Linked DNA regions of Mus musculus: regions 2, 3, 4 and 5 are each linked to region 1. Evidence: chromatin loops called from intact Hi-C (ENCODE). Cell type or tissue: heart. All regions are shown on one strand.

What was found. Peaks named below come from ENCODE experiments on the same cell type or tissue, not always from the same donor. Only the 100,000 strongest peaks of a DNase experiment are listed, where the experiment ranks them.
Region 2: a loop joins it to region 1, with 2.8 times the contacts of the local background. A loop is called at or near these places in 13 of 42 quality-filtered maps.
Region 3: a loop joins it to region 1, with 10 times the contacts of the local background. A loop is called at or near these places in 26 of 42 quality-filtered maps.
Region 4: a loop joins it to region 1, with 5 times the contacts of the local background. A loop is called at or near these places in 22 of 42 quality-filtered maps.
Region 5: it touches region 1 in a loop (2.6-fold over the local background); 5 of 42 quality-filtered maps call a loop at or near these places.

Annotation. Positions count from the first base shown.
Region 1 is chr5:122,087,096-122,092,095 of GRCm38, reverse strand. No RefSeq gene overlaps it. Among named protein-coding and RNA genes, the nearest start is that of Myl2, 11 kb to the left of the region's middle. In heart, CTCF peaks have their summits at 827 (motif pointing right) and 2,990 (motif pointing right); a DNase peak (open chromatin) is centred at 2,985; H3K27ac peaks cover 1,640 bases; H3K27me3 peaks cover 362 bases.
Region 2 is chr5:121,891,161-121,896,160 of GRCm38, reverse strand. The region is part of intron 5 of Cux2 (cut-like homeobox 2); the gene reads left to right. Gm52785 (a long non-coding RNA gene) reads right to left here. Exons shown (of 3, transcript XR_003955779.1): 2 at 2,847-2,928; 3 at 1,678-1,800. Among named protein-coding and RNA genes, the nearest start is that of Gm52785, 26 kb to the right of the region's middle. In heart, a CTCF peak has its summit at 2,375 (motif pointing left); no DNase peak of the experiment used is centred here; H3K27me3 peaks cover 483 bases.
Region 3 is chr5:121,870,062-121,875,061 of GRCm38, reverse strand. Cux2 (cut-like homeobox 2) reads left to right here. Exons shown (of 23, transcript NM_001312908.1): 16 at 761-1,405; 17 at 1,911-2,012. The region is part of intron 1 of Gm52785 (a long non-coding RNA gene); the gene reads right to left. Among named protein-coding and RNA genes, the nearest start is that of Gm52785, 5.2 kb to the right of the region's middle. In heart, a CTCF peak has its summit at 2,726 (motif pointing left); DNase peaks (open chromatin) are centred at 2,711 and 4,021; H3K27me3 peaks cover 1,406 bases.
Region 4 is chr5:121,943,825-121,948,824 of GRCm38, reverse strand. All of the region lies in intron 2 of Cux2 (cut-like homeobox 2), which reads left to right. Among named protein-coding and RNA genes, the nearest start is that of Gm52785, 79 kb to the right of the region's middle. In heart, a CTCF peak has its summit at 2,808 (motif pointing left); DNase peaks (open chromatin) are centred at 84 and 2,014; H3K4me3 peaks cover 790 bases; H3K27ac peaks cover 1,361 bases.
Region 5 is chr5:121,996,783-122,001,782 of GRCm38, reverse strand. All of the region lies in intron 2 of Cux2 (cut-like homeobox 2), which reads left to right. Among named protein-coding and RNA genes, the nearest start is that of Cux2, 51 kb to the left of the region's middle. In heart, a CTCF peak has its summit at 2,099 (motif pointing right); DNase peaks (open chromatin) are centred at 1,262 and 2,532; H3K27ac peaks cover 298 bases; H3K27me3 peaks cover 279 bases.

The DNA of each region.
Region 1 (5,000 bases):
CAAATCTTTCTCTGATTCATCACTTTGTCTGCCACTCAATTAGGCATCACTTTCAAACTGGCTGCTCCCTTCCACAATCTAACTTTTCCTTCATTGTTTGGGATTAAAGGTGTGTACGAAAGCACGTCTGCGTTCTAGTCGGAGGGATTAAAGGTAAAGCTAAGGCCGAATCACACCACAATTGGAAACTGGTTTTGCCAGTCAATAACACAGTCTCAGGGTTCACAATGTGATCAAATAAAATACCTCGCAGCAGGTTGTCAACTTGGCTCTTGTGGGAAGAGGCGCTCACCTGAAGAACTGTCCCATTCAGGTGGGCACATCTGTGGGGTATTTTCTTGGTTGCTGATTGATGTGGAGTAATGGGTAGCCCACTGTGGCTTATACAAGAAAGCAGCCCGAGCAAGCCACAGACAGCACGGTAGTACATAGCTTCCTCCTGGGTTCGTTCCTTGAGCTCTGGCCTGGCTTCCAGCGATAACAGACTAACCCAGAAGCCAGAATTTGTCCTTTCCTCCTCTTGTTAGCTTTTGGTCATGATGCTTATCACAGCAACAGAAAGCGCACCAGCACAACATGCTTAAATGGAAAGCTTAAAAACCTGTGGGAAACCAGAGAATTTCCAGAAAGATCTCTGGGGAGTTGGACTTGACTGTCAGCTGAAGGATCTTAAGGTAAGATCTGTCTCCGAGAAAGGCCCATCCCCAGCTCTAGGAGGTCTGTGCCCTGACCCAGGCACTACAGGCAAGAGGCTATGCCTCCTCCCGCCTAGAAAGTTTCGGCAGGCTGCCTGTCCTGTCCATCTCTAGCGGCAGTTCCGCAGCCTGCCGGCAGGGGGAACACGGCCCCAGGCTCTGCGCTGCTTAGGGGACTGTGCAGTCGCGTGGGAGAGGGGGCGTGGAGGGGATTGCTGTTAGATTTGTCCCCGCCGCCTTGGTCATGGCATCTGGCTCACCAGTAGTTGAGGCTTTTGGGAGCCAGGGATCGGAGGGCCCTAGGGTTGGAACTCAGGCCTAGCGGATGCTACACACTCATAATTTGATTCTGGATGTAAACTCTAGCAGGGAGTGTCACTCACTATCAAAGCCCGAGAGACCTGGTGTCACCACAGGGGACCCCCAGGACATGGTTTATTTGTTTTAATTTAATTTAATAATTTTTTAGATATAACCTCCTAGGCTAGCCTTGACCTCACAGCCCTCCTGCCTCAGCCCCCCTGAATACTGGGCTCACACTTCCTTGGTACTGAGTCACTTGTTCTCAGAGTGGCCCCTTGGAGTCTGCAAGGCTGGCCTGGAGTCATCTCCTCCTCCTCCTCCTCTTCTTTCCTCTCTCTTTCTCTCTAACTTTCTCGCTCTTTCTTTTTTTGAGACAGGGTTTCTCTGTGTAGCTCTGTCTGTGTTGGAACTCTCTCTGTAGACCAGGTTAGCCTTGAACTCAGAGATCCACCTGCCTCTGGGATGGAAGGTGTGCACCCTGGCTCCAGGATTTTTTCCTTTACAAGTGCAGATTCTATGATTTGTCTGCCACAAATCTTTACCACACTTGAGCTGTGAAGACAGTCTCTGGTGTTGCTTCTGAGACGTTTCATTGTTTCAGGGTTTGCCTTTATCTATCATCCATGTCAAGGTAATTTTGTAGGGAGAGCCAAGTGTGAGTGAACAAACTTGTTTTTCTTATTTACTTTTTACATAGGGAAGACCAGTGTATTGTACTACCAAATTGTATAGGCAACTTCCAAATTGAAAGCCAGTTGCCTATAGGTGAGGAGGTCCTTAGTTTCCTGTGTGCCTCTGCTACCCACACCACGCAGCTCTAAGGTGACCCTTGAATCAAGTGATGGGGCTGGAGAGATGGCTAAGTTAAGAACACTTGTATCAGGCTGTGGTGGCACAGGCCTTTAATCCCAGCACTTGGGAGGCAGAGGCAGGTGGATTTCTGAGTTGGAGGCCAGCCTGGTCTACAGAGTGAGTTCCAGGACAGCCAAGGCTACACAGAGAAACCTTGTCTGAAAAAACCAAAAAAAAAAAAAAAAAAAAAAAAAAAAGAGAGAAGGAAAAGAGTGATCAGTACTCTTAATTACTGAGCTACCTCTCCAGCCCCTATATTTTGTTTATTTTAAAATGTATGCGCTGTTTCTGCTGAGACAAGTTCTCTGTATTATGTAGCTTTGGCTGTCCCTGGAACGCACTGAGAAGACAGCAGTTCTCAACCTGTGGGTCCCGACCCCCCCTTTTTTCACAAAGGTCGAATATCAAATATCTGGCATATCAGATACTTACATTATGACTTATAACAGTAGCAAAATTAAAATTATGATGTAGTAACGAAAATGATTTTTATGGTTAGGGGTCACCACAACACGAAGAACTGTATTAAGGGCTCTTAGCGTTAGGAAGGCTAAGAACCGCTGATGTAGACTAGGCTGATCTCAAATGCACAGAAATTCATCTACTCCTGCTGGGATTGATTAAAGGCGTAAGCCACCACACCTGGCTTTTTTTTTTAATTTTTAAAAAAAGATTATTTATTATATCTAAGTACCCTGTAGTTGTCTTCAGACATACCAGAAGAGGGCGTCAGATCTTATTACGGATGGTTGTGAGCCACCATGTGGTTGCTGGAATTTGAACTCAGGACCTTTGGAAGGGTAGCTGGTGCTCTTAACCACTGAGCCATCTCTTCAGCCCCACACCTGGCTTTTTAATGTTTTTGAGACAGAATTTGCAGCTCGGACCAGCCTTGAACTTCTAGCAATTCTCTTGCCTCAGGCTCTTGAGTGCTGTTCCAGGTTTCCAGGCCTGTCCCCCTGGAGGCCTTCAGGGCCTGGTGTGGTCTCAGGAGGCCACTACTCCCTCTGTTCCTCCACCCCTGTCTGCCCTCTCTCCCTGCCCTGGAGCTCCATTAACAGGAGGTGCCAGGAGCAAGGCCCATCCCCAGGCTGGACCAGCAGAGCTGGAGGGCTCGTTCGCATTGCTAGTCAGAACTTCTCCACAAGGTGGCGGTATGACACAGCCCACTGTTCTCCAGGAGCCCTGTTTTAAGCCACACTTAGACACAAGCCCTGCTCGGTCCTCTTATGTGTCCCAGACTACTGAACCCAGGAACTGAGACATGGGTGTCGCCTCTGTATGGGAGCATGGTGGAGCACTGAAGACCACCTCAGAAACTTTGATGTCACAGGATGAGGAAGACGCCTGTATTAAAAAAAAAAAATTCTTCATGGCTTACATCAGAAAGCCCCTCATGTCTCGTCATTACCGAGTGCGTTTCTTTTGTCTTTCTAGAAGTATCTCTGGGGATTTTAGGGAATAAAACTGGTGTTCGTGAAAGGTGGTTCTGAAATTCTGGGGATTTAGAGGCTGATGGCTAAGGAAGTGTCTTAGTTATTGTTCTAGTCCCGTGACGTGAATCCATGCACATCTCGGCGGGGGCACAGTGGCAGGCGAGCGTGGTGCTGGAGAGGTAGCTGAGAGCTCACACCAGGTCTCTAAGTTATAGGCAGAGAGAGAGGAGAGAGACAGAGAGACAGAGAGACAGACACAGACAGACAGACTTGGCCTGTCATGTTCTTTTGAAACCTCAAAGCCACATCTCCAGCGACACCTCCTCCTCCAACAAGTCCATACCCCCCTAATCCTTCCTAAACGGTCCATCAACTGGGGACCAACCGTTCAAACATATGAGCCTACGGGACCATTCTCATTCAAGCCACCACACAGCAATTACTTCACACCATACAATCTCTCTTTAGAAATAGATGCCTGTATGTTTTTAATGTACATGGGTGTTCTGTTGGTATGTGTATCAGCGCACTGGAAGAAGGTATGGGATCCATGGGACTGCAGTTATAGGAAGCTGTGAGCAGCCTTGGAGGTGCTGAGCATCGAACTTCAGACCTCTGGAAGAGCAGCCAGTGCTCCTAACCACTGAGCAATCTCCCTAGGACCTTACATCATATCATCTCAAACTTGAATAGACTAACTTAAACACAGGTGGTGGTGTACTGGCTGGTTTTGTGTGTCAACTTGACACAGGTTGGAGTTATCACAGAGAAAGGAGCTTCAGTTGAGGAAATGCCTCCATGAGATCCAGCTGTAAGGCATTTTCTCAATTAGTGATCAAGGGGGAAAGGTCCCTTGTGGGTGGTGCCAGCTCTGGGCTGGCAGTCTTGGGTTCTATAAGAAAGCAGGCTGAGCAAGCCAGGGGAAGCAAGCCAGTAAGTAACATCCCTCCATGGCCTCTGCATCAGCTCCTGCTTTCTGACCTGCTTGAGTTCTAGTCCTGACTTTCTTTGGTGATGAACAACAGTGTGGAAGTGTAAGCTGAATAAACCCTTTCCTCCCCAACTTGCTTCTTGGTCATGATGTTTGTGCAGGAATAGAGACTCTGACTAAGACAGGTGTCAAATAACACAAAAACTCTTCTTTTCATTTTATTAGGGAAGGGTTTTTTTTTTTTTAACTGTGTTTTACTTGAACTCATGATTCTCCTACCTTGGCCTCCTGAGTCACAGGGCAGTGGAAGTGCAGGCAGGATGATATCCCACCAAAGCTTAGTGTGTGAGAGTGTGAGTGCATGCATGTGTGTGTATATATGTGTGCGTGCCTGCATGCACGTGTGTGTGCATGTGTGTGTGTGTGTGTGTGTGTGTATGCATGTGCACATGTTCCTAGCATGTCTTAGCAGTCATGTCTTTGCTGGGCACAGGGGAAATGCCAGCAAGGCTTTCTGAGGCTCCTGTGACCCTCATTACTGGTGAAGGGCCCCAGCAGTGACAGGTTCTCAGCTCCAGTACCTGCCTTTTCTTCTGCTACATTAGAAGCAGGCTTACCCATCATGCCTAAGCCACGTTGTTGGGCCCCACCTGCGGGCTTAGATTTTGTTTTCAAGCCTATTTTATTTAGGGTTCTTAAATGCTTTCTAGCCTTCTAGCCAACCTATCAGAGGTAGGAGAAAAGAAAGATAGATAGGAAATGGGAGTTGTGGCCCTGTTTAGA
Region 2 (5,000 bases), 200 kb after region 1:
AAGCCTGGGTACTCAGAGGTCACAAGAAGCCTGGAGAGCCCAACGCTGACTTCCACGTCTGTGACTTCCCAGGTCTCCTCCTGTGAAGGAGGGAGAGGGGGAGGGAGGGAAGAGACACAGGGATGCCACATCCCAGCTGTCATGGAGCTAGAAAACAAGGAGTCTTAACGGATGGAGGCCAGCCACACAAACGGCCCCTTTAGGGGCTCTAATTCATTTTCAAGACATTTAAGAATAACACAGTGCTTTAATGATTTCTTCGGGGAATCAGGAAGACGTATTTTTGTGCTCATTAAATGTTATCCGCAGACATGAGAAGCAAATGTCAGATGGGGAGGTTTTGGGGGGCTTGGAGTGCAAGTGTGCGCGTATATGTGTGTGTGTACATATATGTGTGTGTGTACACACACATACACGCACACACATACACACACACACACACACTTCTATGCAGCCGGGATGCACCGACTCTCCTTTGGTCTATGTCTTGACAGGCAAATTATTTGTCGCAGCCCTCCCACCCCCCAAGTCCTGATTCAACATTTCCGTCTGAATGAGTGGCTCCTGCCAGCACGAGTCCTTGGCAGGCAGCGAGACACAGCCTGATTGCTCAGCAACTATTTTGATAAGTGCGCAGTCCGTGTATCTGTAATTACGGAAGAAAACCGTAAATCTTTTGGATATTGTTCGCACAGATGTGGCACGAAGTGAGAAGAAGAAAAAAAAAAACCAGTAAAATGTGTTAAAAGCGTAATTAATGTCATTGTTGTGAGAGAAGACTTGATTTAAACCCCTTGGCTTCGGCGTGCCGTGTTGACAGCCGATGTCTTCACTGCACACGAGCCAAGTCGTGGGGGGGACCCGGCCCGGCCTCAGCAGGAGAACTTGGGGACCTGGTGACTAGAACACAGGAAAAAGAAAAGGGGTACAAAAGGAGAGAGAGAGAGTCAGGGAGGCTGAGGGGGATATGAGGACATGAGGACACTCGGCTGAGCCCGCTACAAGGCAGGTGAGTGGCCCAGATGGCTTCTTGGATTTTGTTGGGGTTTCTAAAACTCCCTGCAGGTGCCTCTTGCTCCGTAGTATCTTCCGGGGTGAAACTGCAGGCAGAGGGGAGAAGTTTCCTTTGTCCTCAGTGACCTGAGCCCAGAACCTCGCCCTCTCTGCTCTCTGGGTCTTTAGGAAAAGAGAGGGTCGTACACCCTTCTGGTGGACTGGCGTGAGGGTTTGATGCTCTGTGCGTGAGCGTGTTTAGGGAAACATCCCATAGCCTGTGGGCGTCGGAGTCCAAGGGATGCAAGCGTCTATTGTGGATCTCACAGGGTGGTTACCTGTCTAGCACTCAGGGAGCCGGGTGGGTGTTGCTGAGTCTGTGCTGTAAGGAGCTGCCTGGCCAGGTTTCGGGTTTTTTAATGCATCTTCCCAGCCTAAAAGAACAAAAGAAGAAAGATACAAAAGAAGAAAGAAAGTAGCTTTGCTTTACACACCCTCTGCTCAGAGGACAGGAAAGCAGAAAGACAGAGAGCTGCTGTCGGCTGCCTTCTCTTGTCCTGCATTGACTTCTGTGGAGTGGTGTCTGAACACCCACACCCCCACACCCCACTCCCCCCCCCCCCCCCCCCCCCCCCCCCCCGTGTAGCCACACCTTCCCCTTCCCCGGCATGCCTGTGGGTCCTCCCTGTGAGACTCCAGACCCCGCAGCCTCAGTGTGGTTCTTTCTCTTCTGTGGGTGTTCCTGGTGTCCTGAGCTCCTCCCCACACTGCCCATGTGCTGAGGGCTAGTGCTGTGACACAGGGTTCCTTGGATGAGAGAGAAAAATGTGGGAAAGTACATAGAAACCTTGTCTTGATCCCAGACCCTGTGGTCAGAACAAATGAGGTTGTTTCCCCTGGTTGGGCTGCCCAGCTTTTTTTACTCTTTACCCAGTGTGCTGTTTGACCAACTCTTTGCGCAGTTCCTCCATTTATAGCAGGACTTAATTATTATTGATTTGTCCATGCTCTTTGTATATTAGGGACAGGGGCATTGGTACCGGTAGACATGTTTGGCATCTTCTCTGTTAAACGGACTTTTGCTTTTTAACTTTGTTCATAGCCTCTCGTATACATCGTACCTAGTAGACATTCAAGCAATGATTTCTAGAAAGTAGAGAATCTTACCAAATCTTTCTTTCTGTGTCCTATTTTTAAACACATTCTCACCTGAAGTTTAGAATTGGGTTTTTTGTTTTTTTGTTTTTTGTTTTTGTTTTTTTAGTATTCCTGCGATCTTCTTTTAAATTTTTAAATCTAAGCCATGTGAAATGTATTTTTGATGAAAGCAGGAGGTAAAATCACTAGTTTAGAGTTTTGTCCCAAATGACTAATTTTAGCGCCATCTAGTGATCAAGCCACCTTCACCTCCATGGAAAAGACATTTTAGTGTAACTGGGAACAGTGATGGCCCCTACTGCCCCTACTTACATCCCCTCCTCTTCCTCTTCCTCCTCCTCCTTCTCCTCTTCCCCTTCTTCGTCTTCTTCTGCATCTTCCTCTCCTTTTCTCCTTCCTCTTCCTCCCCTCCTCTTTCTCCTCCTTTCCTTCCTTCTTTTCTTCTTCCTCTTCCTCCTCCTCCTCCCTCCTCTCTCCTTCTCTCCTTCCTTCCCTCCCTCGTGTTCCTTAGGTGTCATAAGAACACAGAGAACAACTTCACATGAGCTCAGACGGAAGGCCCAGGTACCATGTTGCCTGGACATTTCTAGGTGTTGTCTGTGTGACAGGCATCATGCTAGCTCCTCACAGGCACAAGCTCACTGACAAAGGCCCCCAACACAAACACACTCACACACACACTCATACATCCGCACCTGTGGTTCTCAGTGTCCAACCTTGCTGTAGAATTCATTTGAAAATACAGGACTTTGGGAAAATGTCCATCAGAGATTTGTGCTGTGGAAAGAGGGGGCACCCAGTAAGCGGAGTGTCACAACCAGCCCTTTAGGAGCGCTGGCCTGGGAGATGGGGAGTGCCAACATATCTCTCCAGGTGTGAACCCCCAGAGCTGAGGGAAGCAAAGAGCTGCAAATGTGTGTGTGTGGGGGGGGGGCAGAGGAAGAAGGGCTCTGGGCACCAGGGATGGGCCAGGCCCCTCTCTGCTGTCTTGTCTTACCGCTTCCTCCATGCCTGCCCTTCCCCAGGCCCGTGGGACACACAGCAGAGAACACCCAGCCTGCCGTCTGGTACACACCTCTCCCCCTGCGCCTCTCATTCGACAAATATTCAGTGCTTGCTGCTGTTTGTTGGCCTCTCTCCTACCACAGGGGCATGGTGCTGAGCAAGACAGACCTTTTCCTTCCACCCCAGGAGGTTCCACGTGCTTCACACACATACACACCACACACACACACAGAGCCGTGTTTGCATTATGACACACATGTTGTGCCCTGGAAACTGACTCTCCCTCTCTGGGCTGCTGTCTCTTCTCCACAGATGAGCTCCTCCCCCTCCCACCTTGAATGAGACAGAGCCTCAAGCGCCTAGTAGCTGCTCAGCTAACAGCGGCTGCCGCTGACCCCATCAGTGCCAGGGAGGGAGACCCTCATGCTAGGCACCTCTGCGGCCTCAGAGCCAGCCAGCACAAGCCGTTGTGGGGAGAAAGGAGCCAGCAGGCTCCTAGCTGTCCTGAAGGAAGGGACGTGTGCCCATCTGCTAAGGAAAAGTTAGGACTCTGGATTGAAATCAGTGTCTGTGCCGCCCACACGGCCACCGCCCAAGCCCAGATGGGAACAGGCTGCTGCCTGGGCTCAAGCTTTGGGGAGCGTGCGCATACTTCTGCATATTTGTTCCTAAGGAGCCTCGTGGCCAGCCTTCTGGCTACGGCGTCCCAAAAAAATCCTCAGTGTGCCACTTCGGGCGGACACAGAGGGAGGGGAGGTCCACCCTTCTCTCCCTGTCTCTCCAGCCCCTGTCTCCCACCCTGAGCATCAGCAGGTGACCAGGTGACCAGGCTTTCCCTGTTATTTACAAGGATGCCCCAACCCCATTATTAGCCACCCATCAATCAAGAGCAGGCCATAGCCCTGAGCCACCCTGTCACCTTCCTCACCTGTGGTCACCTCGGCCTGTGGTCCCCCTCTTTAGAGGTCCAATCAGTTTAATTTGTCCACAAACTCCTTCGCTCCTACACTTTGGGTTTGGGGGCTCCCAAACCCAAGATTTGCTTTTGAGAAATCTCAGACCAAAAAGCTGCTGTGTCCCCAGGGCCGCTGTTTCACTCCCTCCAAATGGGCCCTAGCTGTAGGAGCCACTGGAGAAGCAAGCAGTCTTGTCTGTCACTTACTATATCCCTGGCCAGGCTGAAAGGAGTGGAGGGGCCTCGCCTGGGTGCCAGTGGCCTCTCTGAGACCCGTACCCTCACCGGTAACTGGGCCCTGTGGTCATGAGGACCCAGTGAGGCCTTGTTCCTGGGACAGCAGTTCTAGTGGGTAGTGGGTGGGTAGTGCAGGGAGAGGGGAGTTGGGCGGGAATGGGGAGATGAGTGGCCTCCGTTCCTCACCCTGCCCTGGGCTGTTTCTCCAGACGCATCCTGTAGACTAGAACATTCTCCTTTATCACCATGCTGGCTCTGCCTACTGTCACTCCCAGACAGGTCCTGCCTGCCCAGCCTAAACAGGAGCCCATTCTCTCTGACATGGCCTCATCTGTCCCTTGCCCCCTCTGTCCATTCTGAGTGGCAGCTGCAGGGTTCTCCTCTCTGCCACCGCTCCCACAGCCCAAACCGTCCTCAGTACAGAGCAGCCCCTGGCAGTGCCTGGCTGGAGGAGGAGCCATGCCTGACACTTAGTTCAGGAGCAACAACGGTGAACTCGAACTCGTGGCTGCTGCTGTAACAAGCTTGCACCCCACAGTCCTGGAAGTCAGGCGCCACTGAAGCCCAAGGCTCCCTAAACTACCTTCCCAGCCAATGTCAAAGTCAGGATTGGACCTTGAGCCTCCTATCCTGGTTCCTCTGCGTTTCCTCT
Region 3 (5,000 bases), 220 kb after region 1:
CACCGAGGGGGCACTTGGGCTGAGGGGCTGGACAAGGATGCCCTTGGACTTCTTCATGCCCCAGGATCACTGCAATTCATGAGGCAGAAGAATCCAGACCGGGGATGTAGGCTGGGCATTTGCTGGGTGATGCTTCCCAGGTTCAGGGTCACAGGTAGACCCAAGGCTCCCAGTGACTTCCCTGGACCCTGACTCTAGCTGGATACTGGAACTTTAATAAGAACTCAGGAGTCAGGGGAGGGGTGTCTATACCCTACCCTACAGCCGACCCCCAGGGCATGGCCCACAGCTTAAAATTGCCCTTCTTCCCACAAATGGCTCAGTGGCCCTGTAGCCTTGTGACCTTCGCCAAGATGGCAGGCTCATTATTGGTCTCTTAAATGGGAAGTGCTGGGTGGCCTGAGTGACTAGGCACTGGAGGCATTAGACCCCTGGGGTGACTGTGACTCCCTTCCTGCTTGCTAGGATAATGTCCCCAATGGCAGCAGGTGGGTCCCACAAGCTAGCATTTGAAGGGGGTCTGAGGAGGTGGGGTTCGAGAATGAGGGACAACAGCAAGCATGGGTATTTATGGCTTCTGAGACCTATAGCTAGTCCCTCATCCTGTCCCCCCATTACCCCATATCCTCTGTCTCTGCTCTCTCTCTCTCTCCCTTTCTAACCATCTCTCTTGCCTCTGCACATCCCTCCCCTCCATCACAATTGGTCCCTCTGCACCTCTGTCTGTCTGTCTGTCTGTGCATCCCCCCTGGTGTTCTAGAGGAAGACCCCTCGGAGGATGACTCCATCAAGGGCTCACTGGGCACGGAGCCCCCCTACCCTCCTCAGCTTCCACCTCCGCCAGGCCCGGAAGACCCGCTGTCCCCAAGCCCTGCGCAGCCCCTGCTGGGCCCCAGCCTGGGTCCTGATGGGCCAAGGACTTTCTCGCTGTCCCCCTTCCCCAGCCTGGCCCCGGGGGAGAGGCTGGCTGGGGACTCACTGCTATCCAAACATATGATGGGCCCAGCTGCCTTCAAAGGGGAGACGGGAAACCTGCTGGCATTCCCCCCGACTTTCTACGGTGGTGCCAAGCCTCCATCAGCTCCTGCTGCCTCCGTGCCCTGCCCCGAGCCCACAGGGGCCCCGGAGGCTGTGGATGGGGCTGGGCCAGAGGAGGAGCAGCTGGACACGGCTGAGATCGCCTTTCAGGTGAAGGAGCAACTTCTCAAGCACAACATTGGCCAGCGCGTGTTTGGCCACTATGTGCTGGGACTGTCGCAGGGCTCGGTGAGTGAGATCCTGGCCCGGCCCAAGCCGTGGCGTAAGCTCACGGTGAAAGGCAAGGAGCCCTTCATCAAGATGAAGCAGTTCCTGTCGGATGAGCAGAATGTGCTGGCCCTGCGCACCATCCAGGTGAGGCAGCGAGGTAAGCCACGGAGGAGCCCCACCGCCATCCAGAGCTGTGGGTGACCCCGGGGTGGGTGAGCCACCACCCTGTGCCTTGGTTTCCCTATTTCGAGGGACAGACTCGTGACCTTGCTCCCTCCTGCACTGGGCCACCCCTCCCTCCCTCTGCAGCCCTTTCTGGGCAGTTAAGCCCCAGCTCTGGGCTGATTCCTCAGTTTCCACCTCCCACCCCATTCTCGACATTGGCCCGTGGGGGAGGGGCTAAAAGGACCCAGAGCTCCGAACTGCTTAAGAAGTGTCCGCTGTTGCCATAATCATCCTGGCCCATTAACCAGCCCTAACCACTGACCTAGCACGCACAGGGTCCTAGTTCCAGCCCCAAAGCCGGAGTCACTACACCACCTACCATTTGTCACCCTCCCCACCCACCCCAGGACAATCTGGTCCATACCCTCCTGCCCACCTCCAGGGCCTGACCCCGCCCCCTGCAGGCCCCACAGCCGCCACCTTCGTGCCCCTCCCAGGCAGCATCACCCCGAGAATCCGCACACCTGAGACAGGCTCGGACGACGCCATCAAGAGCATCCTGGAGCAGGCCAAGAAGGAGATAGAGTCTCAGAAGGGGGGTAAGTGTGGCCTCTGCCCATGACCTCTGATCCTTGCCTGCATCTCCTCTATCATCCCAGGGTGTTCCCAGGTCAGTTGTAACCTCCAGGGCCCCAGAAGGGCCTTCCTGGAACACACGCAGGTATGCCACAGCTCAGGTCTCTCCCGTGTCTCACTACCTGCCCCATAACAAAATCTCAGCTGTTCAGCAAGACATCCGGACCCTGAGACTATCCCCTTTCCCAGGACATCTAGCCAAGCGCCACTCTCTTAAGTGTCACCTCCTCCAGGAAGCCCCCCCCCCCTATCCTGGTATGCTTCCCACTGTGGCCTACAGTACCAAATACAAGATAGCAGGACTGGCCATAAATCCTGGTTCAGCTGTTGATTAGCTGTGTGGCCTTGTATTGATGACTTGACCTCTCTGTGCTTCCCTCCTCTCATCTTTAAGACGGGAATGATATTAGCTCTCCTTTCTGAAGGCTAAGGGGATCACCAGCCAGGGGCAGGTACACAGAAGACTGTAGGCAGAGTCTTAGAGTCAAAACCACCTTCTTTGTTGTGATCCTGCCTGCCATCAATGGCTCTGGCCTTGTCCCTGCCAATGGCTTGGGGGCTTCTATGGCTAGGCCAAGTTATACACTTAACACCCTGCAGTGTTGGTTGCCTGGGATCCTGGGATGCTGGGCTCAGTTCTCCCACCCCACTGTGCGGTGTCTGCTGCCCCCTGCTGGTGGATCCGTGCATGTATTCCAGTTGCAAAGTCCTATGAGGAAAATCTATCCGTGACTGTGGCCTTCAGTGGAGACCCGCCTCTGTCCCTAGGAGAGGCCACAGGAGAGGGAGTTTACCCTGCCCTACCAGCTAATCCTCTGAGCCATTCATGATTTTTTTTTTTAAATACAGGGTTTCTGTGTGTAGCTTTGGCTGTCCTGGAACTTTTTCTGGAGACCAGACAGGCCTTGAACTCAAAAGAGTTCTTACTTACTCTTACTGGGACACCTTAGCCTCCCAATTGCTGGGATTAAAGGTGTGCCCCACCACCACCACCATCATCACCACCAGGCTCCCACTGAATGCTAGTCCGGAGCTGCAGATGTGAAGCGTGAGCTGCAGATGTGGCTGAGGCGTAGCAGCACAGCCTTGAGTTCAGTTACACAGACCCTGGGTGTCTGACGTTCTCAGTGCTTCCCCCAGGGTCAGAAACAGACTCGGAAGCATTAAAGTCAGCAGCGGGGCTGAAGGGAGTGTTCACACTCAGTACTAAGCTATAAGGGTGGCCACTCCCACTTCTACCTCCTACCCCAATATGTTCCAAACAGCTGGGAAGGCCCAGCCCAGGGCACCAGGCATGGCCGAATGCCAGCTCCAGGCGTGTTCTTGACAAAACCAAAGGAAGTGTCCAGGGTGGAGGTGGGTGGGCAGGCATTTATACAAGCTGCTCATAACAATGACAGGCTAGTCAGTGCTGGTGGTGGTGGTGGTGGTGGTGGTGGTGGCGGCGGCGGAGGCGGTGCACGCCTTTAATCCCAGCACTCAGGAGACAGAGGCAGGCGGATCTCTGAGTTCGAGGCCTACACTCTGGTCTACAGAGTGAGTTCCAGGACAGCCAGAGCTACACAGAGAAACCCTGTCTCGAAAAGAGAGAGACAGAGACAAAGACAAGCCGCTTCCCACTTCAGCCTCCCCAGCCTGTTGCTGGACTTTGAAGTCATGTGACTGGCACTTCCTGGGTTGTCATCCCTTCCTGTTTTAAATGTTTTTCTAGGTTCCTACTTGGATCCACGCTGGGTTACTTTCCGAGACTCAATGCTGGTCTATTGCTTTTAGTTTGAAAAACAAAATGTCATTCTAATGGCTGTGTCGTGGGCCCAAGGGTGGAGGCTACCCAGGGACACAGGATCATGGAGGAAGGCCATGGTGACCTGTCTGGCTCAGTAGTCAGAGAACACTGTCTAGAAGGGAGAGAGAGGCAGCCCCTAGTCACACCCGGCTCCATTGCTGTCCTGAGACACGGCCTGGGTCTGTGACATCCTCTCTGCTTACTCCTTGTGTGGACTTCCTGTTTGTCTTCCTTTGCTTATTCATAGAACCAACTGAGCCCCTGGGACTTATGACTCCGACCCAAGACTCTGTGTGCGTCTGACCTGACACTCCCCCTCCCCTCCCCCCCTCCCCGCTCCTCCCCTTCTCTTCCCTCTCAGATAGCTGTCAGCCTGGTTTTTTCCTATCAGTCCATTGATGAGACTTTCCCCTGCACCTTGTGGTTTAATTAGCTTGCTTGGTAGCTTGTGGAGACTTAGACTTTGAATCACCTTCCCTTCCCCCACCCCAACCCTGAGACAAGCTTTCTCTGTGTAGCCCTGGCTGTCCTAGACTCACTCTGTAGACCAGGCTGGCCTCTAACAAACTCCCAGAGACCCGCCTGCCTCTGCCTCCTGATTGCTGGGATTAAAGGTATGCCCGACCTCATTAACCACTGGTTTTTCTTTTTCTTTTTTTTTTTTTTTTTTTTTTTTTTGGTTTTTCGAGACAGGGTTTCTCTGTATAGCCCTGGCTGTCCTGAAGCTCACTTTGTAGACCAGGCTGGCCTGGAACTCAGAAATCTGCCTGCCTCTGCCTCCCGAGTGCTGGGATTAAAGGCATGCGCCACCACGCCCGGCTGTTTTTTCTTTGGATGGTTGGGTTTCCACCACGGGCTTTTGCTATAGAATTCATGAGCGCATCTTTGAGTTACTGCCTCTTTCTTGACCTTCTTAGGCTTTCACGAGGTTGGTTTGTATAAATGTATAACAGCGTGTATAAAAGGCGTGCTTTTTGTGGGTTTTGGCTTTGTTTTTTTTGTTTGTTTGTTTTGGGTTTTTTTTTTCAATATTTATTTAATGTAAGTACACTGTAGCTGTCTTCAGACACACCAAAAGAGAACATCAGATTTCATTACAGATGGTTGTGAGCCACCATGTGGTTGCTGGGATTTGAACTCAGGACCTTTGGAAGAGTAGGTGCTT
Region 4 (5,000 bases), 140 kb after region 1:
AAATTTACTGCTCTCCCGCTGGGCAGGCAGCCCCTCTCGGCGGCCTGGGCTATGAGACAGGCCAGCCGCTGGCTGCCGGCCAGGGCCAGGCTGTTTTGATGGAAGCCATGAAAAGCTCTGGCTTGGAAGGCGCCGGCGATAATGCACCGGCTAGACTCTCCTGATTGGCCGATCGATCGGCCTGATTTGATTTATTGATCAATCCCCTCAAATTTGGCGTCTGAGAAGCTGCAGTGATCTTTAACTGCGGTGAACGTCTCCGCCTGCCGGAGAATGAGCCCCCACTAAGGAATGTATGAAAGGAACCGGGGCTTATCTTAATCACACACCGGCCTGGTGCTGGCCGAGCCCCGCCGTGCGCCGCCCCATCGCCCGGGCAGCCCTGCGCTGATCTATAAATTGATGGAATTCAAAGCCTCCAGCATCGATTACCGTTATAACAAACAGCGGTGCGCAGAATGTCTGATTATTTTTAGACAAAGATTCTGTTCTCTCAGCAGCAATTTTGCTGAGCCTGTCACTGGCTCAGAAGTCTGTTGATTGCAATTAGATGCAAATACAAAAAAAAAAAATTAAACTCTGCAGCCTCTCTCCTGTTTCCAGTTATTAAATCTCTCTCTTTGTTTGCCGTTTCCTCATGATATCTACAGCTGGGTGAGATACTTGGTTGGCAGAACAAGATCCTTGGGATCCGATGAAGAAGTGGGGCGGGGGTGGGGATGCCCTGACCTGCATACTGGATAATTTCCATGGGGGTGGGGCGTGACTTATCTTGGGGGAGGGGAACCCACAGAAGGTGTGTAAGGATTTCCACTAAAAGAGTGCAAAGGTTCCAGGCAGAGTGATGCTTGCTTTTTGTCCCAGCACTCTGGAGGTAGAGGCTGGAGTTTAAGATCAGGAGTTTAAGGTCATCATTAGCCACATGGTAGAGTCAGGGCTAGCCTGGGAAACATGAGTCTTGGGGGATCAGAGAAGGGGGGAAGATGAAAGATAAAGGTATTTAAGGTAGTGCTTTGGAGGCAGACTGCTCACAAATTCAAGACCAGCCTGGACTGAGTAGTTAAATCCTGTGTCAAAAAAAAAAAAAAAAAAAAAAAAAAATGAAAACCAACACAAGAGGCTGCAGGTGTCTCAGTGGCCCCATGAGTAAAGAGGCTCTTAGTGTGTGCTCCTAGGTAAAACCCCAAACACAGCAGCATGTTTCTGGAATCCCAGTGCTTTGAGGTCAGATGTGTGCAAAGACAGGAAGAGGCACATCTGATAAAGATGGAAAGCAAACGAAGAAAATAACTAATGCCGACTCCTGTGTGCATGCACAGGCCCGCACACACGGGGGTGGGGGTGGCTGGGCTGGATGCAGAGGTGTTAAAACCCAGCTCAGGACATCAAGCGCAGACTCAGAGCCAGTTGAGCATCTCTGATGAGTGGGTGTGGTCTACCGGTTCTTCATGGCATCTGAGACCTTACCAGGTGTGCAGGCCCCATCCTGGGAACCCCTCAGCCTCGGAGGTGGGTGCCACTTGGAATAATGAGTTTCCACACAGGGACCACAGGTGGCACCCTTTCTGCACTGGCAGAACAAGCTTCAGGCAATTGTGGGTACAAGCAAAGTAGGTACCCCCTGTTGCCCAGCCTGGCGGCCAGCATCCTGGCTCTTGAAGAGCCCATCCGTCATCCTGGCATCCTCTGGTTGATCTGTGTTCTTGGAACCATTAGCCCCAGAGTCCTTGACAGGGGAATAGCTGTGAAGCTGAGCCCATCAGTGGGGCAGCAGAGACTGACAATTCATTATGCGGTTGGATGGAGAGAGGACTCAGGTGACAGTGCCAAGGCCTCTTGGTTCCCAAAAGCCAGCTCCACTCGGAATTGGCAGCCTTGGGCTAATTTTAGAACACTCGACATTGATAATACAGGAGGAGGGGCTGCGGCTTGGACTCTGGGATCAGATGGACTGGGCTCAGGAAGACATCAAGGCCAAGGACATCTCTTCCACTGCCCTGGAAGGATCCCACAGGAGAGCAGGTGGGGAGCCTGAAGGGTCACCATGGGACAGGTCAGAGGTCAAATACCTGCTCCTTGCATACCACCAGCTGCTGCAGATCCCAAGCCAGCAGCCTCCATGTACCTTCCTGTTCCTAGCTGCCCGGGTTCAGGAGACTGTTATACAGACACCAAGGGGCCTGCCCAAGGTTGCACAGTAAAGAAGTCCAAGAGTAAGCTGGGGTTTGGAGCTGAGGGTCTCATTTCACGGAGGAGAAAATGTCATCAGTGTTGAATGGATGGATGGACAGACAGAAGGATGGATGGATGGATGGATGGATGGATGGATGGATGGATGGATGAATAATGCAGGAGCCTCCTGTGAGGATCTGTCTGGGCTCCTGAATAGCCAAGGATAACCAGGCTGTCTTTCTGCACAGGCCTGGAGTGGGGAACCTGGTTCCTATTTATGGGCATTGAGAGAAACCAGTTTGGTCTCACTCAGAAGTTTCTGTGCAAGGACGCTCTGGGTACAAGGACGCTTCGGGGTGCTCTTCCAGGAGGCCCCTTGCACTAGGATATCCGGAAGCAGATGCTCTCATGGACCACCTGTCTGGGAACTACGCCGCTTTGGGCTGATGATCAGGGACACCAACTGCAAGGTCACATTGACCTTGGCTGGGACCCCAGGTTCACTCTGTTCTCCATGACCTCGGGTGCATAAGCAAACATCTGCAGTCCCCTCCTTGTCCTGGTGACTAAGGTCACAGGCAGCAGACATATCTATACATCCCTATGGTCAAGCCACGAACTCTGTTTGGTCTGCTGCCCCCTGGAGGACAGTTGTGGCTAACACAGGCATATGGCCTTGGGAACTCTCCAGACCAGGCCCAACAGGAGCCAAGTGACTCTCCAAAGTCACTGAGCTCACGGCCACCCAACCCGTTCTCTTTCTTGACAACCAAGGAAGATTGCCTTCTGGGCAGTGGTTTGTCTGTGTCTCTCCTCCGGCCCCTCTTCATTTCTCTGTCCTGACCCATTTGTAAGACAGGCCTCTGCGTGACTGTAAAGAGAGAGAACCCCTCACAGGTGGGGGCAGCAACAGCAAAAACAGGGTCTTTCGGGGAGGAGCCAGGAACAGCTGCCACACTGACAAGCAACCCTGTCTGTCCCCCACAAGCCCACGTTGGTGTCTTTTAAATACATCCATTTGCGAACACCTACAATGGATATCTAGGGGTTACCAGAGGCATATCAACAGAGCGGACGTTGACAGTGATGTGCGTGTCCCTGCATCGAGGATCAGAAACAACCTGTGTTCACGAAGAGGAAATCATAAATAACTTAAGTGTCCAGGAGTGGGGGGTTTAAAATGACCTACGAGAGGACTGGATAAATGGCTCGGTAGTTGAAGTGCTTTGGCGTGAAGGCCTGTATTCCCATACCGTGTGGAAGGCCAGGCATGGCTACACACTTATATATCCCAGCATGAGGGAGGCAATGGATTCCTTGTGCTCTTTGGTCAGACGTCTTAGACAAATCAATGTTCTAGGTTCCTGTGGGCGACTCTTTCTCTCTCCATGGGTATGATGCTTGAGATTGACCTCTGGTCTCCATACACGCAAACGTGTATGTACATACATGCTCACATCTGTACATACATGCACAATTCACACACACAAACATACACACTCTGGCAGAAACACAAAACTACAGCAAGAATAACCTCTTGTTTCCATGCGTGAAGGATTCAGACTAATCATGTGTCCGTGAAGATTGTCCGTGTGTGTTGGGGACTAACAGTGATCTACTGTCGGTTGGGAGAGCTGAGCTCATGGGTGAAGTCACATCCCCATAGAATGCCCTGTAGCTGTGAAAATGAGAGAGATGCCTTGCGTGTGAACGTGAAGGCTTAGGCGTGGTGAACCTGTGCAGACGGCTCACCGAGCAAGCAGACATGGGTGACACCCATTGCAGGAGCAAAGAGAGTTTTGCGGAGTGACTGGGGTGGCGTAGGCGTCTCTAAGTGGACATTGATGGTGACCACATCCAGGGAACGATACCCTGTGCTGAGTCCCTTCACTGTGTCAGTGACTGTCTTCACCGATGACTTCAGACAGACAAACAAAACACCAGGTTTTTACTCTTAGAAACCCATGCAGGGACATGAACGCAGATTCTTGGCATCAGATATGGGCACAGATACAGGCTACTACTTGTTGGCTGGGTGCCCTTGGCTCGGTGGTGGCATCGCGGTGCCTCCCTTGGCTGGCCTGGTCAGTGGCAGCCGTGAGCTGTGGTGGCTAATGTCTGCATAGCTGCTAGCCAAGTCCTGTCATGGCTGAGACCTCATCTTGGGAGAACGGCTGTCTTTTGGCAGCTCTAAGTCCAGAGCTCTTCCTGAAGAGGCACAGGTGGGTCCCCAAGTCCCTGGGAATCCCATACTTCCTTCTAAGCTCCCAGCCACGGGCTATCTGCAGAGTCCAGCTTCTGTCTCCTAAGAGAGGCCTGGGGCACGCAACAGGGCCCTGCTGTGCCCGCTGATGTGGTTGGAGCTAGACGGGCCCTGTCTTCCTGCAGCCTCTTGTCTTCTGTGTTCCCTGATTTCCTGGCTTCCTCCCAGAGATGCTGTCACAAGCCATCACTGCCCTTTACTCCCTTCCGTTGCTTTTCTCCCTTAGACCTGGTGTAGCCCGAACAGTGACAGGGCTTCCTGGAAGCTGTGACATTTGAGCAGAGCTCCCAAGTACAGCTGCACCGTGGGATGGTAGCCAGAGCGTACTGTGGAGAGAGGAGCATGTGAAAAGGTCCTGTGGTTGAGAGGAACAAGGGTGAGCTGAGCCTACTGCAGCCATAGGTGGAGGAGGAGGAGAATGGCACCACCGTTTGCCAGCTGCACATGGTGTGACCTTGTCACTCCGTGCCTCTCTGTAGGGCCAGAGTTAGGAACCAGGAGGGCTGCCTTGAGGTACAGATCACACGCAGTATCTGTGACTGGGCCTGATGTAGAGCCAGGCTGT
Region 5 (5,000 bases), 90 kb after region 1:
TCTACATGTACAGGGGTGCGTATAAGTGCATTTGAACATGGGTGCACGCACAGGGTATGTGGACAGTGTGCCGTGTGGGTGCGCGGTGTGTGAGCGTTCTGCATGAGTGATGGTACGGGCACACGTGAGCGTATGTGACACATGCAAGCTGCATGTGTGTGTACATAGGGCACTCCTTTGGCTCCTGCCAGAGCGGGGCTGCCACAGACCTGCCTGGCCCTGGAAGGCTGGGGCAGGCTGAGGGAACAGGCAGGCTGCACCCCAGCTGGCCCCAGATCCCGTTCCAAGGCTGTGGCTGGGTCTACTCTACCCGGCCCTGCTGCCAGGGGTTAGATATGCTTGCTGTCTGTAGTACTGTAGGCTTTGTGGCCCCATGGATGACAAATACTGCCCTTTCCCCCCTGGCTCCCCTAGCTCCTTCAAGGAAGGTGTCTCCACCATCAGGATGGCTCTGTGTTCTTTGGGATACAGCCTGCCCCCTTTACTCTTCAGGGAGCCTAGTGGCTAGCCAGTTGCTCCTAGCCAGGGAAACCTGTCCCCTGCCTGGGTCCACCTACCGTAGGACGTGTCACAAACCGGAAGTCAGGCACCTCATGATACACAGTGGACCTAGCTTATGTCCAGAGTAGTGTGTCAGATGCTGTTCATCCTTGAGCACGTTGCTTGGCTTCTCTGAATCTCCTAGCAGCAGCTGAAAATGGATTTGGGAGAGCTTCAGGGGTGGTGGCTGTTCCTTGTTTGTTACTGAGAAAAGTCTTTCTTGATCAGTACAGGTCTGCATGCCAGGTGGCATGGGTTGTGTAATCCTAGCCATGTGTGACCCTAGCCAGGTCATCCTATCCGTGCCTCAGTCTCCCTACCCGTCGGGTGACGTGATTAACCGTGCCTGCCTCTCGCTGATGCTGTGAGGGTGTCTTCTCGTTTTTACATAAAAGGTTACAGAGCATGCACTATTGTTGTTATTTCTGGAACAGCGGAACGCAGATTAAAACAGCCCCCAGCCTGCAAGCTTGCACGCTTCCATTGTTAAAGCCCGTGTGGGGGCTGCTTCTCTGAAGCTCTGCCCGTGTTGGGTAACATGGCTTGGGGTTGCAGGGTGGTGCCCCGTGGGTGGGCCGCTCTGCCCTCGTCTCTTCAGTAAATTGGCACAGTAGGTCCCAACTTGGCTGAAGCCACCCTGGGCAGAAGCATCTGGCAGGGTGCTGGCAGCACTCACTCAGCGCTGGTCCGCCCGGCCAGCATCGGGCTTGTGGCGGCTGTGGCAGCTCAAACTGGCACATGCTCTCGCTAGAGCCGACTGACATGTGAATGTTGGTGGCAGGCCTCGGAAGCAAGGGTGTGTGGTGGTGCCCCAGAGCCTGGCACCGTACTGTGCCCAGAGTCAACATGCCCTTCAGCCGCTGTGAAGAGCTCAGGGCTGCAGCACCGTGCATGGCCTGGGTGGGTAGAAGGTATTCAGGGATACTCCCCAAAGCACTTAACCAAACCCCGTTTTCCAGGTTCCTGTAGAAGTCTGGTTTCTCTAGTAGCCAGCTGCCTAATCTCTCTGGCCCCCTCTAGCTACTTATATTTTTTTCCTGTTTAAAAATTGGGTGTATAATCTGTGTGGGGTTGCCTACACATTTAATCTCAGCACTTGGGAGGCAGAGGCCAGCGGATCTCTGAGTTCGAGGCCAGCCTGGTCTACAAAAACCAAAATAATAATAATAATAATAATAATAATAATAATAATAATAATAAATGTGTGTATGTACAGGCATGTGCACATCACAGCATGTGTGTGGAAGTCAGAAGACAGCTTGAGGGAGTCGGTTCTCCCCTTTTATCATGTGGGTCCCAGGGATCAAACTCAGGTTACCAGCCTCAGTGGTAGGCACCTTAGCCCGCTGAGCCGTCTTACTGGCTCCACCTTACCCATTTAAACTGGTGGCTGGCATAGGAAGTGAATTCTAAAATCACTTCCTGTATCGTTTCCTCTTTCTTGAGGAAGTTGTCCTTGCTGGTTTAATGAAGATATTGAGACAATATGAAGACTGAGGCAGAGGGTTAGAGTTTTACTCAGTGGCTACCGGTACCTACCTGAGTCCTGCAGAGTCCTGCCTCCAGGGGGCGCTCTCTCATCTAAGAGGTTTGTGGGCAGAGCCTCTTCCCTTCACCCTATAACAGACCCATGCATTTCCCTAACAGAAGGCCAGGTTAGGTAGCTGGCCCTACCATGCTAGGGACATTATGAAACTCCAGGCCCTTCCAGGGGGATCCCACGGACACAGATAAAGGTTGTCACTGGCTGAGGTGGCCTGAAAGTTCCAGGCTTGGCTTCAGACATGGCTGACTGTACTTAGCTTCTGGGAAGCGGTTGTCTCGGCAGGCAACTCCCACCCCCGCTTTCAGCAGCCCCTCACTGGCAGCTGCAGTAAATGAACAACGTGGGTGTCACACTGGAGGGTCCCTCTGCCCAGGTGGTAAGTGGCTCTCACCACCTTTGCTCACCACCCTGTCCCCGTCAAGCCCCGCCCTGGCTCTGTGGCTGCTGGTGCCGTGCTTGTGGCTGTATCTTTAGCCTTTTGGGGGCACATGAGGTCCTGTTCCATACCTGACCTGGTTGGTACCCTGGCATCTTGTGACCTTTCTCCCCAGCCAGCATCTGTCCTTGGCTGATCTGCCCAGTGGCTCTGTGCTGTCCCTAAATAGCCTCAGGGCCACACTGAGGGTTCAGGTGCCAAGATTCATGGCCCAACTTTGCCCCCTGCTCCCCCCTTCTTTCTGTGCAGCATGTCTGGAATATTAGGGGCAATTTAGAGGGAATGTTGTCTTAACTACACTAAGGTGGGAGTCTGGGGCCACTGAAGGAAGGCCATGGCCTTGGGGGCCCCTCGCCAGATCATTTGAATTGATAGGTGACGGGTATTGATTTCTCTCTCCCCTGCAAGGGCTGAGGGGTAGTGACTCAGCAAAGGAAGATGGTTTGAAATTCAGGACTGGCCTGGGAGGAGGACCAGGGAGCTCCCCCTGCCCCTGCTGGCCAGAGCTGTGCGGGAGGGCAGTGACTTTCTCAATGCCTCCCCTCACAGGGAGGGAGGGCTCTGGAACCAACAGAAGCCTGCCCTTGTCTCCTCCTCCCCACCCCCACCCCCGGTTCCAACACCCCCCCCCCCCCAATGTGACTGTGTGCCAATGGCTTTCTCTCCCTGTGACTCAGTTTCCTAGTAGATGTGGCTGGAGAGTGAGTACTCTCGCCTCGCCGGGGGACTGTGCTGTGGACAGAGAGTCCCATCTCCTGGTAGATGACAGGCATTCTGACTGAAGCTGTGACTCATCCCAAGAGCTTTGACTGTGGCGCTGGGATGGGGTGGAGGCCTCTCGCAGGTTGGGCAAAAGGTCTGCCACCAAGCTGTACCCCACAACCCCAGGGAGGAGGTTTAGTTGCTAGCAGATAGGCAATACAGTTTATGAGACACCAAAAGAGAGGCCGTGAGCCCTGGGGAATCCTAGAGGGCTTCCTGGAGGAGATCTTTGAATGACATCACCTCTGACAACGCGTGACCGAAAGGGGTGGTACGGAAGACACAGAATTGTGTTAGGACTTTATGGACAGATAGGAATGTATACAAGTCTCAGGAGATACAGGAGGACAATGGCTGTCCACTGGGGACAGGAGAGAGGACAGGGATGGGGAGAGGTAAGGACATTATGCAGCTATGTTGGGTCAGCCACCCATGTGAGATGGTCAGTGAGTGGACAAGCTGTGGTGACATCGGGCAGTAGCCACATGCTCCACACAGTGCTGAGTGACAGCCTACCATGCCGTGGAAACCACAACCCTGTCCCTGTTTCTCGAACCCTCTGAATCTGCCCAGACCCCAGCTATCCCACTGCTCTATCCTGGCTTGCAGACCCCTCCTCGGGCCCAGGCTACAGCTTTCCAGTCTCTTCTGTGACACTGGGGCACACCGATGCTCACCAGGGTTCCCAGCTAATCCATAGGGCACGGTTGTCATTCTGAAGTTACATTTTGTTGTCCCCTGAGCTGGGCCTCAACCTGGGCAAAACCAGAAGTCTCCAGGGCCGCCACAGCTACCCATTTGTGTGTGGGCCCATGTACGCGAAGGTCGGGGCCCCAAAACTGGGCATTGCTGACAAGTCCCTAGTCCAGAGCCTGTTTCTGCTCCATTTAGTCACCATCATGATTTTTTTTTTAAAGATAGGTTCTGATGTAGCCCAGGCTAGTGCTGAGCTTGCTAGGATGGCCTTGGGCTTGTGCTCTTCCTGCATTCCCCCACTCCCCGCAGTGCATCACCATCGCACCTGACTTACATGGTGCTAGGTGGGTACCTCCTCAACAGGGCCACCTCCAGCAGAGCCACCTCCCAGCCTCAGTCCCCTTTAAAGCAGCACAAGTTCTTCAGTCTTGGTCCTTCCAAACCCGGCACTTCGGATGTGGTCTGACCTTTCTGCTCTGCAGGCCGCCTGTCCTCTTAACGCCTGCCTGCAGGTTGTGTGGCTTGAGCAGCCGTGTCGGAAGAGGGAGAGCGTGTCCTCGTCCTCAGGGCACCCCGTCAGGAGGTGCCACAGTGGTCCCTGCCGTGGCTGCTACTGACCTGATGTCAACTGGCTTCTCCCCGAAAGGGTTACTCCTCCCCTGTGAGGGATCAATAAGTTTCCAGTGGGGGAAACGTTTGGCCAGTTGCCCTGCTGCTCGTTCTTTTGGCCCCACTAATTTTAGCATCCAGGATGCCCCTTCCCTTGAATGCTGACTGCCGTGGGGTGCAACCCCGGGTCATTTTCTGACTCCAACATCCTTTTTACATTGATGAGTCAATGTGCGTTCTCTCCCCCTCTGGTGGTTTATCTTCACAGTTATTTATTCATGTTTCACAAACTTGAGGCTTCTGATGTCATTCTATTTCCCCTCCTCCCTGCCCCCAAACTTCCCCTTTCTGTCCCCGTCCCCTCCCCACCATGTATGTATGTGTCTTTAAGTCCCACATACTTGGGAAGGC